2 separate regions of the Homo sapiens genome follow, and region 1 is linked to region 2. A link is an interaction called in ENCODE POLR2A ChIA-PET data of the cell type or tissue named here. Cell type or tissue: Caco-2. All regions are shown on one strand. Each heading gives the region's core, and the rest is flanking DNA. Links, peaks and the distances in the headings are about the cores only.

The links. Peaks named below come from ENCODE experiments on the same cell type or tissue, not always from the same donor. Only the 100,000 strongest peaks of a DNase experiment are listed, where the experiment ranks them.
Region 1: POLR2A ChIA-PET joins it to region 2 with 6 read pairs; 5 of 35 experiments call an interaction of 5 or more read pairs at or near these places.

Annotation. Positions count from the first base shown.
Region 1 is chr18:58,516,214-58,524,612 of GRCh38, reverse strand. ALPK2 (alpha kinase 2) reads left to right here. Exons shown (of 13, transcript NM_052947.4): 7 at 551-678; 8 at 772-807; 9 at 7,431-7,705. Among named protein-coding and RNA genes, the nearest start is that of ALPK2-AS1, 37 kb to the left of the region's middle. RefSeq lists an enhancer at 3,415-3,564. In Caco-2, for the core only: no CTCF peak of the experiment used is centred there; a DNase peak (open chromatin) is centred at 4,112.
Region 2 is chr18:58,632,957-58,641,355 of GRCh38, reverse strand. No RefSeq gene overlaps it. Among named protein-coding and RNA genes, the nearest start is that of ALPK2, 8.1 kb to the right of the region's middle. RefSeq lists an enhancer at 2,807-2,936. In Caco-2, for the core only: no CTCF peak of the experiment used is centred there; no DNase peak of the experiment used is centred there.

The sequences.
Region 1 (8,399 bases), core at 140-8,139, 120 kb after region 2:
AGTTTTAGTTTTCATAGCACAGTGACCGGAACTTAATAATTTTGGGTGAGTGAATGGTTCGATGGTTGGTACCTCACTAGGGGAGTACAGGACACTATTACAAAGGGGCCCTCAGTCACGAATCCTTATGTAGCATAAAGCTAAGAACCCCGTTTTCTCTTGTCCCTTATTGTATCTGTATAAGTTTGGGTTTGGAGTTATCAGACTTTCCTTCAAGCACAGGACACCCGGATTAGTCACATAATTGAGCTGAATTCTGAGCAGAAATGTTAACAACAGCTCCCAGAATTCACAATTTCAATTCTTTGCTCTACTCATGGCAGTTAAACCTACTGCTTATTGGAGTGAGCGTGTTAGCCAAAATGTAATGACTCTCCTCTGTGGATAAATCAATTATTTAAACAGCTGATCGTGATTTTGCCCTTTGGGCAGCTCACTGGCTGAAAACATGTGAGCAGGGAAGTCTTAGCTTCTTTCTCCTTAAGTATATTAGGAAAAAATGCAACTGTAGAATGATGAAGTGTGTCAATGTGAATATTCCTCATTGCAGTGCAGGGGACAACTCCACTGTTTCCTTTGCCATCGTGCAAGCCAGTCCGAAGGACCAGGGACTCTATTACTGCTGCATCAAGAACAGCTACGGAAAAGTGACTGCTGAATTTAACCTCACAGCTGAAGGTAAACCACAGTTTTCAATGAAAAACCACTGGCCCCTGCCCGTTCACAATGGACATCTGTACTGAAGCCATTCTCTGCTTTGTCTTCTTCTAGTTCTCAAACAGCTGTCAAGTCGCCAGGATACTAAAGGTAAGTCAGTTAGGGTTGACCTGCCAGAGGAAATGGGCTTACTGTAAAGCATAAAATAGCTCCCAGAGGAAAGAGTAGAAGCAGTAATCCTCTGGACTCTTCCAACCGAGAAGGAGAGCTATGGCGTGACTTAAGAAATGAATGCCATCAGAGAAATGCAAATCAAAACCACAATGAGATACCATCTCACACCAGTTAGAATGGCGATCATTAAAAAGTCAGGAAACAACAGGTGCTGGAGAGGATGTGGAGAAATAGAAACACTTTTACACTGTTGGTGGGACTGTAAACTAGTTCAACCATTGTGGAAGTCGGTGTGGTGATTCCTCAGGGATCTAGAACTAGAAATACCATTTGACCCAGCCATCCCATTACTGGGTATATACCCAAAGGACTATAGATCATGCTGTTATAAAGACACATGCACACGTATGTTTATTGAGGCACTATTCACAATAGCAAAGACTTGGAACCAACCCAAATATCCAACAATGATAGACTGGATTAAGAAAATGTGGCACATATACACCATGGAATACTATGCAACCATAAAAAATGATGAGTTCATGTCCTTTGTTAGGGACATGGATGAAATTGGAAATCATCATTCTCAGTAAACTATCGCAAGGACAAAAAACCAAACACCGCATGTTCTCACTCATAGATGGGAATTGAACAATGAGAACACATGGACACAGGAAGGGGAACATCACACTCTGGGGACTGTTGTGGGGTGGGGGGAGGGGGGAGGGTTAGCATTAGGAGATATACCTAATGCTAAATGACGAGTTAATGGGTGCAGCACACCAGCATGGCACATGTATACATATGTAACTAACCTGCACATTGGGCACATGTACCCTAAAAGTATAATTAAAAAAAAATCAGAAAAAAAAAAGAGAAAGAAATGACAATTCATGAGCCAATTCAAAGTGAATGTAGGGCCATACTTCCTATTGTAAGTTCATTAGACTACAGATATCCAGAATTGGATGCTACACTGTAGCAGTGGAGTTTTGGGGAACACGTAGAGGGGGAGTTTGGATTTGACTTTTCCCTTTAAGCATCGGTCTTGCATTCAGCCCTTCTGCATGGGATTTTTCAGCTACTGGGACTTATTACAGCTTGTTTTGTTTGTTCAATTTTCCTTTCAGTTTGACTAGCTGAGCAGATTCCCAAAGACAGCCAGGTGTCTGAAGGATCACTCCATTCGTTTGTGTCTTAAGGAAAACAAAAGATGGGTTTCTCTGCTTTCTTTTGGCACCTGGTGTTAGCCACAGCCTAACACTGCTGCTCATGAATGCTCGTGATGTCCCCGGGCCTCCCACTGAGTTTTCCACAGTTTGGTGGAATCTGTGTTTGCCGTGTCTTCCCTCTTAAGGAGAATTACTCACCCACCTACGCCCACCCATGCCCACCCTTGCCTGGTGGTGTGCTGGGGTAAATATTTAACAACATGCTGAGGGTTGGGGAAGTTCTGAGTCCTACAATTTCCATGATGTAAATACTCTCAGTGTGGCCACTCTTAAACCACCAGTGTGACATCACACATCATGGGACTGGGAAGAGCCGCCCGTCATCAGCTCTCAGGAGCTGCAGAAGGCCAGCTCCACATACCACGGTGGTCCAGCCTCACCCCATGTGATCATGACTTTCAGCACAGGGGAGGATCCACGGTCAGTTTTAGGAGAAATTGGATAAATTCTGACAGTTAATTGAACTAGCATCTTAAAGATTTACTGCATGTACTGAGTTTTAAAACAAACAGAACGCCTGAAATCTCTGCAGAAACAGGTAATAAAAGTAATCAAAATGCAGTCACATCCAGTGTATCAAAAGTAAGAAACTGAGATCTCGACTTAGAAATGGTCTAGCAATAGGCCAGGCGCGGTGGCTCACGCCTGTAATCCCAGCACTTTGGAAGGCCGAGGCGAGTGGGATCACGAGGTCAAGAGATCAAGACTATCCTGGCCAACATGGTGAAACCCCGTCTCTACTAAAAATACAAAAATTAGCGCGGCATGGTGGCACGCACCTGTAATCCCAGCTACTCAGGAGGCTGAGGCAAGAGAATGGCTTGAACCAGGGAGGTGGAGGTTGCAGTGAGCTGAGATCACGCCACTGCCCCCCAGCCTGGCGACACAGCAAGACTCCATCTCAAAAAAAAAAAAAAAAAAAGAGAGAGAGAAAGAAAGAAAAAGAAATGGCCTAGCAAATATTGTGATATTAACCCAAAATAGTAAACTTAAATACAAGCTCTTCACAAACCCACTCAGATGCTAAATACCCGTCTTTAGTGTGTAGCATACATGTGTTATAATTTAAAATCCTTCCTCTATTTCTGCTCTCATCTCCCCAGAAGGCAAAATATGCAAAAGAATCCCCTTACTCCTAATACTTCAGAAAATAAGAAGACTCTCAGAAGGGAGTCTCTGTTTCATCAGCTTCTTAGCATTGATTGGCATTCACATCTCAGACACTTGTTAGGTTTCATTGGTTTAGGTGTGCATGAGCTCATTTCTCAAGGATTACTAGTCAGGCGAGAGACCCCAGTGGGGATAAGCTACTGGCCACTTGGTGGAAATGGTACCACCGCTATAGCCCAGTGACTCCAGCCGTAGAGCCTGGGTCTGAACCCTGATGACATCACCTTCTCCCAGCTTCTGGCCCCATTGTGACTGGGGGTGTCAGTTTCACTGACTCACCCGGCTGGGGAAGTAACTCCTGGCCCCTCCCTATCCTTGTACCTTCAGATAAAGAAGCTGAAAATTACTTTTATTTTATTTCTTTGAGACAGGGTCTCACTCTTTCATCCAGGCTGGAGTGCAGTGGCACAATCATAGCTCACTGCAGCCTCGGCCTCCTGGACTCTAATGATCCTCCCACCTAAGCCTCCTGAGTAGCCTGGACTGCAGGTGCTCACCACTGCACCCAGCTGATTTGGAAAATTACTTTTAATCACACTTTTTTTAAATTCAGAGGACTATCTCACTAAACAGTTTATTAATTTAATTCTCTATAGGAGGAATAAATAATCTTTTACAAGATGGTCTCTAATTTAAAAAACTAATAAAGCTAAGCTCATGAGAAAGTTGGAAATGAATGATGGACCAAATGAAGCCCAATTTAATGATGTTATTTTGTTTTATGAATATATTTGTAGATTGCTTTTCTGCACCTCGGAGCAGTCTTTGTAACCAGTGGCTGCAGGTATCCACATGGTTTCTCTGAGTTGAGGATTTGGATTTCACAATGTATGGGTGTAGCAAGGAACCTCAGTGAGGCATTTGAATCTCCCAACACTCATCTGACGAGTCTGTCTGGTGGATTCCAATGAGTCTCTCCTGATTCTTTTTTTTTTTTTTTTTTTTTTTTTTGAGACGGAGTCTCATTCTGTCACCCAGGCTAAAGTGCAATGGCAAGATCTCGGCTCACTGCAACCTCCACCTCCCAAGTTCAAGCAGTTGTCCTGCCTCAGTCTCCCAAGTAGTTGGATTACAGGCACCTGCCACCACACCTGACTAATTTTTTTCTATTTTTAGTAGAGATGGGGTTTCATCATGTTGGCCAGGCTGGTCGGGAACTCCTGACCTCAGGTGATTCACCTGACTTGGCCTCCCAGAGATCTGGGATTACAGGTGTGAACCACCACACCCGGCCTCTCTTGATTCTTTCTCATGGAACTGCCACCTCTCAGGGACTTTGGGCAGCGTGGAGTGTGAGTCCTGGCAACGGATGGCTCTGCAAAGCTGCAAAGAAAATTGCACCTTCTTCACAACCTGAGACTTGCAGTGCTACACTCGTGCTTTTCCTAAGCCTCCCCTCAGGTGCTCAGTTCTCCTGTTACCTTCATTACTCTTACCAGGGAAGAGATTGGTCTAAAGGATGAAGTCTTGCCTCCATCTCTCACTTTAAAAGAGGTGCAAACTCTAACCAAGAGGACGCGCTCATTTCAGCCATCGCTGAGGAAGACAGTTTTGGACAGGCTGTCCTTTCAGATTTCTGCAGAGCTACAGAGTCTATACCTTCTGCTTCTGCAAAGGAAGGCCCAATAGATGAGTTTCAGCTTGGAAAGTTCCACCTAGAACTCCAGCTCTTGCTCTGCAGGATTTTCAAGAGACAAAGAATACGTCTAAGATTTTTTTTTTCTTTCATGTTTTTATCTTTGTCAAATAAGCATTTCTGTTGGAAATTATAGACAGGGTTGTTAATTATACCACGTATGGTACTATACAAACAAATTTTCCTTCCTACTTTCTAAGCATATGGCCTGGACCAACTTTTATCTTCAGTTAATTAGATTTGCTGAATTTTAAAGCATAGGGTGCACAAGCTTTTTACTTTTAATAATTAAATTTTAGAAATGTGAGGATTTTGAAGGAAGACAGGATATGGCAGATATAATACATGTTTATTGGGCTCTGGTGTATGTACATATAACATTTCCTATACTCTGTTAGTGGTATTAGAGGCCAAATTGTTAAAATTAATCATATAACTAGAATGAAACTGAGAAGGTTTGGGATACAGAAAAGCATTCCCTCTATTTTCTCACCTAATTTTTAAATTTAACTGTTAAAATAAAACTGTGCTTTTCTCCATCAATTAATTTTTTTCCTGGTTCCGTTACTTAGAGTAAAATCTGTGACCCAGCTATTGCCTAAAACTTTATCTGAGAAAATGTCCCATTTGCCTGTTTTCCTGCAGCTCCAACCCAGTTCTCTCCAGAAACCTAGGACAGGTTACTCAGTAGGAGTTATTGGGGAAGAAAAATAATTTATTCTTCAGTCCTCATAAGTTCTTAGTTGGAACAGATCCCTGTAACAAAAGATTAATGAGAGAAATCAAACAAGTTTATGAACATGTATAATTCATATATACATGGGAGATACTCCAGAAGTGCTCATTTAAGAAGGGGTTTGAATTCCAGCTTATACAGCATCTACAACAAAGAATGGTGCATTTTTAGAGAAGTGACAGGGCAGAGGGAAGGACTTTGAGTAGGTAAGGGCAGTAGCTTGTGGAAAGGCATTTCCACAGCCCTGGAAAATCTCCCAGCATCTGGATTCTCATTAATGCTTGTTAATGGCTGGTGTCCATCTCCAGGCCCATCAGGGTCTAAAGTTGTCTTCAGTCATTAACCTTTGTTCTTCCTGGTAGAAGGGGGAGTAGAATATTTTTTGTCTTTATAAATTTATGTCCTGATTTTAGGCAAATAGAGGGAAGGCAGAGAGCTTTCTTGCCTCTGCTTCTTCTTAATTACCTTCAGCTCAACAATGCTTTTACCAAAGAGGCAGATTTGAGGGTGGCATATTCAGGGGTCCCATAGTCTTCTGCTAGCCTTTGTGAAAATGCTAGGAGCACCTTTAGGAATATCCTCTTTCTTCAAGCAGATTCTAGCTCTTCACCTAGTTTTTCTGTTTGAAAATCCACCAAACCCCACTCCCTTTCTTTCTTTCTGGCAGTAATTAGGCCGAGACCTTAATCAATACCCGATCAGAATAGTTTCAGTCTCCTTATAGTTTTAATAGCTACCATCAGTCTCAAATCGTATGATTTTAAATATTTTGAAAAGAAGAGAAAAATATTTCCTGAAGCATGTATATAGAAATGTGAAGTAAGATTTTTCACACAACCCATGATCTCTTTCTTCTTGTAAACATTCAGAAAGATGTCAGTTTTCATCAGTTTTGAGAAGTGGAAAGGATTTAAAAATCCAAACAATCTTATTTCATTGAAAGCCACCTAATTTTCTTCTCTCAGTGAATGAGAAGTCTGATTGGGTCATCTCTAGTTTAAAGTGGACCTTCCTGATTAAATTCACTGTCATCTCAAACATGTGTAGAATCCACTCTGCAAAAAAAAACAGCTGTTAGAAAACTTAAAATAATTCTACTTTTCTTTTTACAAATAAATGCAAAATAATTCTACCTTTTTTTCGATTTCTCTTCAAAGGCAATTCTTTTTATTATTTTTTTGTTTTGTTTATTGCTACCTGTTTCCTATACTTATCACATGCTTTCTCAATGGAGGCAGTATTGCTACCAAGAGGACCAACATTGGTTCTTGGGAGGCAAAAAAAAAGTTACTCTTTTTCTGTATAAAGAACAAATATACATATGGTACATAAACAGATAGTATATTTGTGGTATTAAACTTTCATGGCAGGCAATTAAAACAAATTCCAGCAAAGATTCCGTGGTTGCGGGGGGTGGGGGGCAATAATGAAAGAAAGGTTGGTCCGATATTATCAGATCTTATCATTGGTCTTTCTTCCCTCCTCTACACTTTTCCCATCTTTTCAACTTGACTTTTGTTACTTTGCTTGGTTCCACTTATATTTTCCAGATCTGTCTAGAATTCTTTTCCTGATCTTTCCAGTTTTGCTCCAACCCATCCCTGATGTTCCCACATTCTCATTCAATGACCTGTCTCCTCCTCACCAAACCACTCATCTCTTCTTTTAGCTATGCCTCTTTTGAAGGGTTAAGTGTGTCTGCCCCCTCTTGGTTCTGCAGGTCAGCCTTGTCATTGTCCTTATGTGGGGACCCTCCCCATGTGGAGTTAGCCAAGGAGCAGGACTGGGAGGTATTCTTTCCAACCAAAGCTGTGCTGTGTTTCAGGATGTGAAGAGATTGAATTCAGCCAACTCATCTTCAAAGAAGACTTCCTCCATGACAGCTACTTTGGGGGCCGCCTGCGTGGTCAGATCGCCACGGAGGAGCTGCACTTTGGAGAAGGGGTTCACCGCAAAGCCTTCCGCAGCACAGTGATGCACGGCCTCATGCCTGTCTTCAAACCTGGCCATGCCTGTGTGCTTAAGGTGCACAATGCCATTGCCTATGGGACCAGAAATAATGATGAGCTCATCCAAAGGAACTACAAACTCGCTGCCCAGGTGGGTCCATCTGCCCAAAGGCTGTCACTTCTGGTGTGAGAACCACCCATGATAAGACGAGATGAAAATCAGACTCAGGATTGATGGGAATATCTTCAAAAGGGTGTTTTTCCTCTTTTGGGGTTTCAATTCAATCTCAATGCTGGGGATCACTTCTCAATTCTCGGGAGTAATTTCTTGGCCTTATGCCAGCTACTGGGGACTCAGCCAATGCCTAGAGACACCTCACCAGTTCTAACCCGAGATATAATTGATTTTGTTTCTAAGAAGCCCTATGACATCCCTGGCGGTTTGAGTCTACTTGGACCTAGGATGATATGGAAAGTGGGGGTTCTAAGCTACACTAGATGCCAGGGTCTCCAGGAACAGATAACATCAGCACTAGTTGCTGGAGTGTTTTGTTTGGTTTTGTTTTGTGGAGAGGGAGAGGGGTGGGGTATACCCAGAAGGGTCAGCATTGGTCTTGTTTTCTGCCTTCCTGAGTTTGGTTTAATGGTAGTGTATAAAATATAGGAAGAGAGACAGACCCAAGTCTCTAGCTGAGTTCCCACTTCTCTGTGTTATTGAGTCATAGAACTCGAGGTGAGAGGATAGGGCAGGAGAGCCTTAGCTTCTCTCGCTCCTTCCTCCTCCTATCCACATATTTGGTCCATATATTTCACTCCGTCTTTTTTTTTTTTTCTTTTTTGAGACA
Region 2 (8,399 bases), core at 214-8,213:
AAAACTGCTCCACTCCTATCTCCCTTTGCTGATTCCTTTTTCGGACTCAGCCCGCCTGCACCCAGGTGAAATAAACAGCTTTATTGCTCACACAAAGTCTGTTTGGTGGTCTCTTCACATGAACGTGCGTGACACTCTTCGAGATTTTTTTCTGGGACTGACATTAATTTTTACATGAATTCCTCTCATATAAATACCTGTATTTCCCTGTCTATGAGTAATCCTACACTTACACATTTTCTGATGAAGCGTACTATCACATCTGCCCTCAGGACCAACTCTATAATTGACAGGGCCCATGGCACAGTAAAAATGCAAGGCCTCTTGTCTAAAAATGTGTAACTTCAAGATGGTAACAACAGAACATTTAAAAAGCACAGAATCTTTGTAAATAAGGGGCCCTGTGTGTCTGTACAGGTCACGGGAATGCATGCTTTCCATTAATTATATTTCATCCATACTAAACTATTTTTGCAGTTCTCTTAAACAAGCCAAGTTTTTACTCATCACTTTGCACAAGCTGTTGTTTTTATCCGAATATTCTTCCATAGACCCTGCATCCTCCTCCCTGACGCTTCTGCCCATCCATCAAAAACCCTCAGATGTCATTTCCATGAGGCATTCTTTGTTCCAATCCTGGTAAGTGTCCCTTCCCTAGCTCCCTTGGCTACCTGGGCATATCTCCCTAAGGGCAGGAATTTTGTCTCTGCAAATCTGCTTGCCCAGCCCCTATCATAGTGCCAATTACCAACCGTTAGTGGATACTTCCTACATAGCAAGTACGGTGTTAGGAATGTGCATAAGTAGCTCACTTAATCCTCACATAACCCAAGGAAGGAGCTGTAATCATTCTCTTTTAACAAAGGAGACTCTGGGAGATAAAACACGTCCAGGTTCACACATCTTGGGGCAGAGGTGCTAATAAGAGTGAGCTGAAGTTAATATTATTTATTCTCACTAGTAGCCTAAACCATGATAGATTAGTAAGCCTACATTTGAAACAGCATGGTGTAAACAAACCCCAGAAAACAGGTAACTTCGCTGATCAGACTGCTTCCTTTATTTAAATAGTACGAGAGTACATTTGCATATTAAACAGGGTGGTTTTTACTGCCCCACTCCTTTAGTGATGATGGTTGAAACTCAGAATCAACCTTTGAGTTTCATTGCTTTGAGGTAAATGTTTGCTCTCTTTGGGCATTCTCTTTAAAATGCAAATGTTCTCCAATGTTAAAGCATTAAATTCCTAACAGTATATTGAGTATGAATTTTTCACAGACTTTTACTCTAGCCTAAAGCAGACTGGAAAAATACTGGGCAGAAAATGATTACACAATCTGGTGAAATGTGGTTGATTGTCTATAAATGTCTTAAAGTAGTGATTCATGGTGTACTGTTCACTGGGAGCTTATTTAAACTGTTGATTTGTGGCCCTGTATTCAGATCCGCTGAATGAGAGTCTCTGGGTCCTTAAAATCTGCATCTGAATGAGAGCCTCGGGTGATTCTGACGCATAGTAAAGTTCAAAGCTAACTGCTTTAAGGTCTATTAAGCTTACAATAAGATGAGATGAAAATATCCTGCAGTCTATGTTTTGTTCTTCTCACTACTTTTATACTGATATGAAAATTATAGGGGAAAATGGTCCCACAATATTACATGGTCAGGGCAGAGGAAATATTGAAAATGGGGAGAAAAGGAGATTGAAAGAAAAGGCCTAGGAAATGACACTTCAAAAATTCAGTTTTTGGCCGGGTGCAGTGGCTCATGCCTATAATCCCAGCACTTTGGGAGGCTGAGGCAGGAGGATCGCTTGAGCTCAGGAGTTTAAGACAAGCCTAGGCAACATGCTGAAACCCCATCTCTACAAAAAATACAAAAATTAGCTCAGTGTGGTGGTGTGCATCTGTAGTTCCAGCTACTAGGAAGGCTGAGGTGGGAGGATGGCTTGACCCCAGGAGTTGGAGGTTGCAGTGAGCAAAGACCATGCCACTACACTCTAGCCTGGGCAACAGAGCCAGACCCAGCCTCAAAAAAAAATTTTTTTTTTTTTTTTTAGTTTTTCCTGGGGCTGGTGCTGTACCTGTTAAGGCTTCTTAGAATAACTAGGATTGATCTTACATTCCACCTTAATCAGTGCCATTTGCTAAGTTAGTCTTTTGAGAGCGAATGAGCATATACTGCAGTGAGAAGACCGTGTATCTAAGAGCCATCCATTCATTCACTCAAGGACTGTCATTTGAGCCAGTGCAAGCCAAACACTACACTAACTGCTGGAGATAGAAGGGTGAGCAAACATCTCATAAGACTTACAGACTGGTTGGAGAGAGAGGCAACAAAATTAGACATTGATATTGATATTTGTCTTCAAAACTTTAGGAGTAATAGAATAAATTGCTATGTTAATGACAAAAACGGAAAGCGAGTTTGTTATTGCATTTCAGCTTTATGATATGGGGAAAAGTGAAAATGGGGACTTATGGGGTTTGAGACTTTTTTTTTCTTTTCAGCCAAGCAATGGGTAAGAAAGCATTGTGGCACAAGTAATGAATTCATCAGCAATGTAAATGGTTCTCTGAACACCAGGAATTAATCTGTTTTAATGGTGTGGTTTTCAGAATGCAGCAGAATTATCTCCACTTCCTACTCCACCAGTTCTTTGAGTATGTCTGGATCTTTGTCTGAATCTGTGAAGTGAGTAAAATGAGGAAGTTGGATGGGGTAGTTGAAAAGTGCTTTTGAAGTTATTCTTGTTCTTCTGTAACCTAGCCCAGTGGATTCTTCTTGGCTGATGCCTAGATAGAACCGATTTATTAAGACAAGAGAACTGCAACAGAGAAAGAGCCGGCTAAACTCAGGAATGTCAAGTGGAGATGTTTTAGCTTTATTCTATTTGTGATGGGGAATCACAGAAGATTTATAAGCAAGAGAGAGAGAGAGATGAAAAACAAGTGTCTAAGAAGATTGGCCCGTTGGCTGTCTGGGCAGTCCCCACGATAGTGTCTGTGGTGCTGGGAAGGGGTGGTGATGGCAGATTTGGCAAGAGGAGACTCGGAGGCTATTGCTAAGGTCTCATTACCGATGGGTAATAGACAGAAAAAAATGGATTCATAAATGAACACTGATAAAGCAAATGAGGATGAGAAGTGCTTCTGTAGCACACACACTTTAATTGGTAGTTAAATTATTCCTGTCACGTGCAGCCACATTTGCAGATTGGGAAGACAGTTTTTCACCCTGTAGTGAAGTTCTTTTTGTCCTCAGGAAGACAGGTTTGGACAGCTTACGAGAAAGGGGGCTGTGGAACACAGACAGCGGAAAGGGCCAAGTTATCAAGGGTGTAGTCATGGCCTCTCCTGGGGGCAACAAAGATGGGAGTTCGTGGGGCTGGCAAAACTGAGCCCAGAACTCAGCCTCATGGATCTTTTACACCAAGAAAAGGACTAGTTGCATGAGGCTTGGATGAGACTTAGGAGCTCCAGAAAGGGGAAAGAGGGCAACTGGGGTAGACTATGCTTCAGAAAGCTGTGGCTTGGAGTGAACTTCCTTTGTGAAATTTTGCTACAGGCAATCCTGATTGATCAATCAGGTAGGATTGATCAATCTCTCAATTGGCCATGTAACCATAAAAGTAAATGGTAGGGACAGGAAACATAATATTTTGCTAAAAACTCTGACTTAAGACCAGGTAAGCTTCATTATGCCTTTTATAAAAAAAGAATGTCATTAATAAGAACTTGGGCACTGCCTTCTTCAAGACTCCCTGACCAGCCAGTAGCAGGTGGTAACAGAGTCCAGGAGCCCCATCTCCTGACCTTTGCAGAGCTCCTAGAGAACCCTGTTCTCCCTGCCGCCTTTCCATTTGTTGGAGGACAGGCTCCACACTGTCTTGGTACATAAGGGAACAGCATAGTAACACTGTCAAATGAGCAATGGGACAGGAGGCGGCTGGTGATAATTCTTGCCTTAGACTTTTGGCTCTCTGGGTACCTGTCACGAGGAATATCATGTTCAGGAGGATTTACTCACTAGGTATCTGCTTCTCAGACTCGTGGGGATGAAAATCTGGAGTAGTCGTTCAAGTCATAGTTTTATCAAGTAGGTTTGATGCTTTGAACGTGACTTAAGAATAAAAGTCAGAAAATATTCTATTGTAGGGCAAGATAAGCAAGGGATCCACTAACTGTTTTATTCTATTGTTTTACATTTTTTAAAACAATTGACCCAGCATTTTGGGAGGCCAAGGCGGGTGGATCACTTGAAACCAGGAGTTTGACCAGCCTGGCCAACATGGTGGAAGCCCGTCTCTACTAAAAATACAAAAAAAATTAGCTGGGAGTTGTTGTGCGTGCCTGTAGTCCCAGCTATTGGGGAGGCTGAGGCAGGAAAATTGCTTGAACACTGGAGGTGGAGACTGCAGTGAGCTGAGATTGTACCACTGCACTCTAGCCTGGGTGACAGAGTGAGACTCCGTTGCAAAAAAAAAAAAAAAAAAAAAAAAAAAGATTGAGACAGGGCCTCACTCTGTCACCCAGGCTGGAGTGCAGTGTGGCACAATCATGGCTTACTGCAGCCTTGACCTCCTTGGTTTGAGTGATCCTTCTCCTTCAGTCTCCTGAGTAGCTGGGACTACAGGTGCATGCCACCATGCCTGGCTAATTTTTTTGGTAGAGACAGGATTTTGCTATGTTGCCCGGGCTGGTCTCAAACTCCCGGCCTCAAGTGGTCCTCCCACCTTGGCCTCCAAAGTGCTGGGATTGCAGGCTTAGGCCACTACACTCAGCCATAAACAGTGTTATTGAGGGATAATTTACATAAAATTTTGTCATTGTTAGTGTACAGTATAATAATTTCTACTATATTTATGGGTTTGTGCAACTGTTATCATACTTCAGTTCAAGAACAGTCCCATCATCCCAAAATATTCTTTCATGTCTATTTGCAGCTAACCCTGCTTCTCCCAACCTTAGAAAACCACCGATGTTTTGTCTCTATAAATTTGTCTTTTTTGACTTTCATAACATTGGAATATTTCAATATGTCGTCTTTTGTGTCTGGCCTTTTATAGTTAGCACAGGGTTTTTGAGGTTTATCCAAGCTGTAACATGAATCAATTGTCCTTTGCTTTTTGTTCTTGAATAGTACACGGGCCATAGCTTGTCGTATCCATTCATTGGTTGACAGACATTTGGATTGTTTTCAGTTTTTGGCATACAGGTTGTTATTTGAACTTGTGTTGTTATTTCTCATAGGGAGGGTTCTAGGAGTGGAATTGCTGAGTCATATGGCAAGCTTGTGTTTAACGTTTTAAGAAATGACCAGTTATTTTCCAAAGTGGCTGTGCTACTTTACATTCCCACCAGCAGTGTATTAGGGTTCCAGTTTCTTCTTCACATCCTCATTATATTTGGTATTGTTCGTCTTTTTTTTTTTATTATAGCCATCCTTGTGGGCATTGTGGTTTTTTTTCAATATGTTTTTTTCTATTTCTTTGTTTTATTGTGTTTCCATTTTAATATGCATTTCTTTATTGATTAAAGGTGTTGAGTATCTTTTTTTTCTTTCCAGACAAAGTCTCACTTTGTTGCCCAGTCTGGAGTGCAGTGGCACAACCATGGCTCACTGCAGCCTTGACCTTCCAGGTTCAAGTGATCCTCCCTCTTCAGCTTTCTGAGTGGCTGGGTCTGCAGGTACACACCACCACACCCAGCTAATGTTTTGTTTTCATTTTTTTGGTAGAGATGGGGTATTGCTATGTTGCCAGGGCTGACCTAGAACTCCTGGACTAAAGCAATCCTCCCACCTTGGCCACTCAAAATGCTGGGATTACAGGTGTGAGCCAGTGTGCCTGGCCTAACGTGTTGAGCATCCTTTCATGTGCTTATTAGCCATCTATAGATTTTCTCTGGCGAAATGTCTATTCAAATCTTTTGCCCATGTTTTAAATTGGGTTTTTGTTATTTATTTATTTATCTATCAAAAGATGGGGTCTCACTCTGTTGCCCAGGCTGGAGTACAGTGGCATAATCGTAGCTCACTGCAGTCTCAAACTCCTGGGCTCGAGCAATCTTCTCACTTCAGCCTCCCCAGTAGTTGGGAGCACAGGCACATGCCACCATCCCTGGCTATGGGTTTTTAATCTTTTTATTGTTGAGTTTCATGGGTTTTTAAAATATATGTTCTGCTCTCTCCGCCTCAGCAAACCAATGCACAAACAGAAAACCAAATACCACATGTTCTCACTTACAAGGGGAGCTGAATGATGAGAACACATGGACACGTGGCAGGGTACAACACATATTGGGACCTGTTGGGGGCTGGTGGGGAGGGTGAGCATCAGAAAGAATAGCTAATAGATGCTAGGCTTAATAACTAGGTGATGGATTGATGTGTGCAGCAAATAATCATGGCACATGTATGCCTATGTAACAAATCTGTACATCCTGCACATGTACCCTGGAACTTAAAATAAAAGTTGAAAAAAAAAATAAAATAAATAAAATATATATTCTGGCTGTACATCCTTCATGACACATATGATTTGCAAATATTTTCTTCCAGTGTGTGGCAGGTAATGATGGCTTTTGAAGCACAAAAGTTGCACTTAAGTTTCTTCCATTTTCAAGTCTGCCTGATACTCACTTTTTGTTGGGCCCTTTCATGTCTCCTCTGAACATGCTGGGAAAGTGTGGATAGCCAGGTTCCCCATGGTCTGCCCTGCACACACATGCAGCCCGCATCAGCCAGATGCTTGCCCCAATCCCACTCCACTCGCCTGCTGCCAGGATCATATCCATCAATAACACTGCTGGGCGTAGGTGTTGTCCACTGCTTCAAATCCAGCAAACCCCCTTGACCATGGCAGTGAAAATGCCAGTGCTTACAGGTGGCCCTGGTAGAACCCCTGTGACAGCAGAACAGGGTGGGGGAATGGGAGCAGCTCCAGGCAAAAGCACTGCAGAGACTCACTGTTAGTAACCAAAGCTGAGAAGTTTTCCAATCATAAATGCTTCTCAAATTGTTATGTCTTTGGTTGATGAAAATATCCAGCAGTTTTAGTAATGAGTATGTTTTGCTCTTACAATCAGAAAAAAGACCAAAGTAAACTGTTCCAAAGTAGTACATATAACATATGCAAATATTTTTAAAATTTTAAGTTTTCACACTAACTAATGAATTTTACTTAGCATTTGTGAAATAGGGCCTCACATTTACAAAATTGGAATTTTGCTCCTGTTCTGAGAGTTGCAATGCATTTTTGTGGTTGTTCTAAAACTGAAACTGAAGCACTAGAATAAACCATGACAAACTTTTATCTTGGAAACTTGGGTACTTTTTGTTCAGGTACTTAGATTCTCATATTTTGTTACATTGAATTTTGAGCTGGTTTTGCTATTTTGGTTTTACATAGCTCAAATACAGTCCTTCAGGAACATGATGGATAAAATACTTCTGTGTCTGTGAACCTAACTACCACTTATAATTTTGCTACTCTGGGGGAAAATGAATTCCAGGTTCCGAACAACACTCATATGCTTGAAAGATCCCTCTCAGATATATCAATTCTGATAAAATTGCATTTTTATTGTTGTTTTGCAATTTTTTTTTTGAGACAGGGTCCCACTCTGTTGTCCAGGCTGGAAGGCAATGGCACAATCATGGCACACTGTAGCCTCGACCTTCTAGGCTCAAAAGTCCTCCCACTTCGGCCTCCTGCGTAGATAGGACCACAGGTGCACACTACCACACCCGGCTACTTTTATGATGTTTTGTAGAGACAAGGTCTCACTATGTTACCCAGGCTGGTCTCAAAGTCCTGAATCCAAGCAATCCTCCTGCCTCAGCCTCCCAAAGTATTGGGATTACAGGCATGAGCCAGCATGCCTGGCCTGTTTTGCAAATATTTTTAAATTCCGTCTTCTCATTAAGAATATTATAGAAAGATGTTACCCGGGATGAAAAACATCATGAGAGAACAGAGTTTCATTTACATTCATATTTCTTTTGCCACTGCACTTAAGGGGAGAAAATGCCTGTTTAGTTGACCTACCCGAGTGACTGGCAGCTATTTTAAATAGATGAACTGGGCTGGGCACAGTGGCTCACGTGTGTAATCCCAGCACTTTGGGAGGCCGAGGCAGGTGGATCACCTGAGGTCAGGAGTTTGAGACCAGCCTGACCAACATGGTGAAACCCCGTCTCTACTAAATACAAAAAAGTAGCTGGGCGTGGTGGTGCATGCCTGTAATCCCAGCTACTTGGGAGGCTAAGGCAGGATAATTGCTTGAACCCAGGAGGCAGAGGTTGCAATAAGCCGAGATTGCACCATTGCACTCCAGCCTGGGCAACAAGAGCGAAAACTCCGTCTAAAAAATAAAATAAAATAAAATAACTGAATG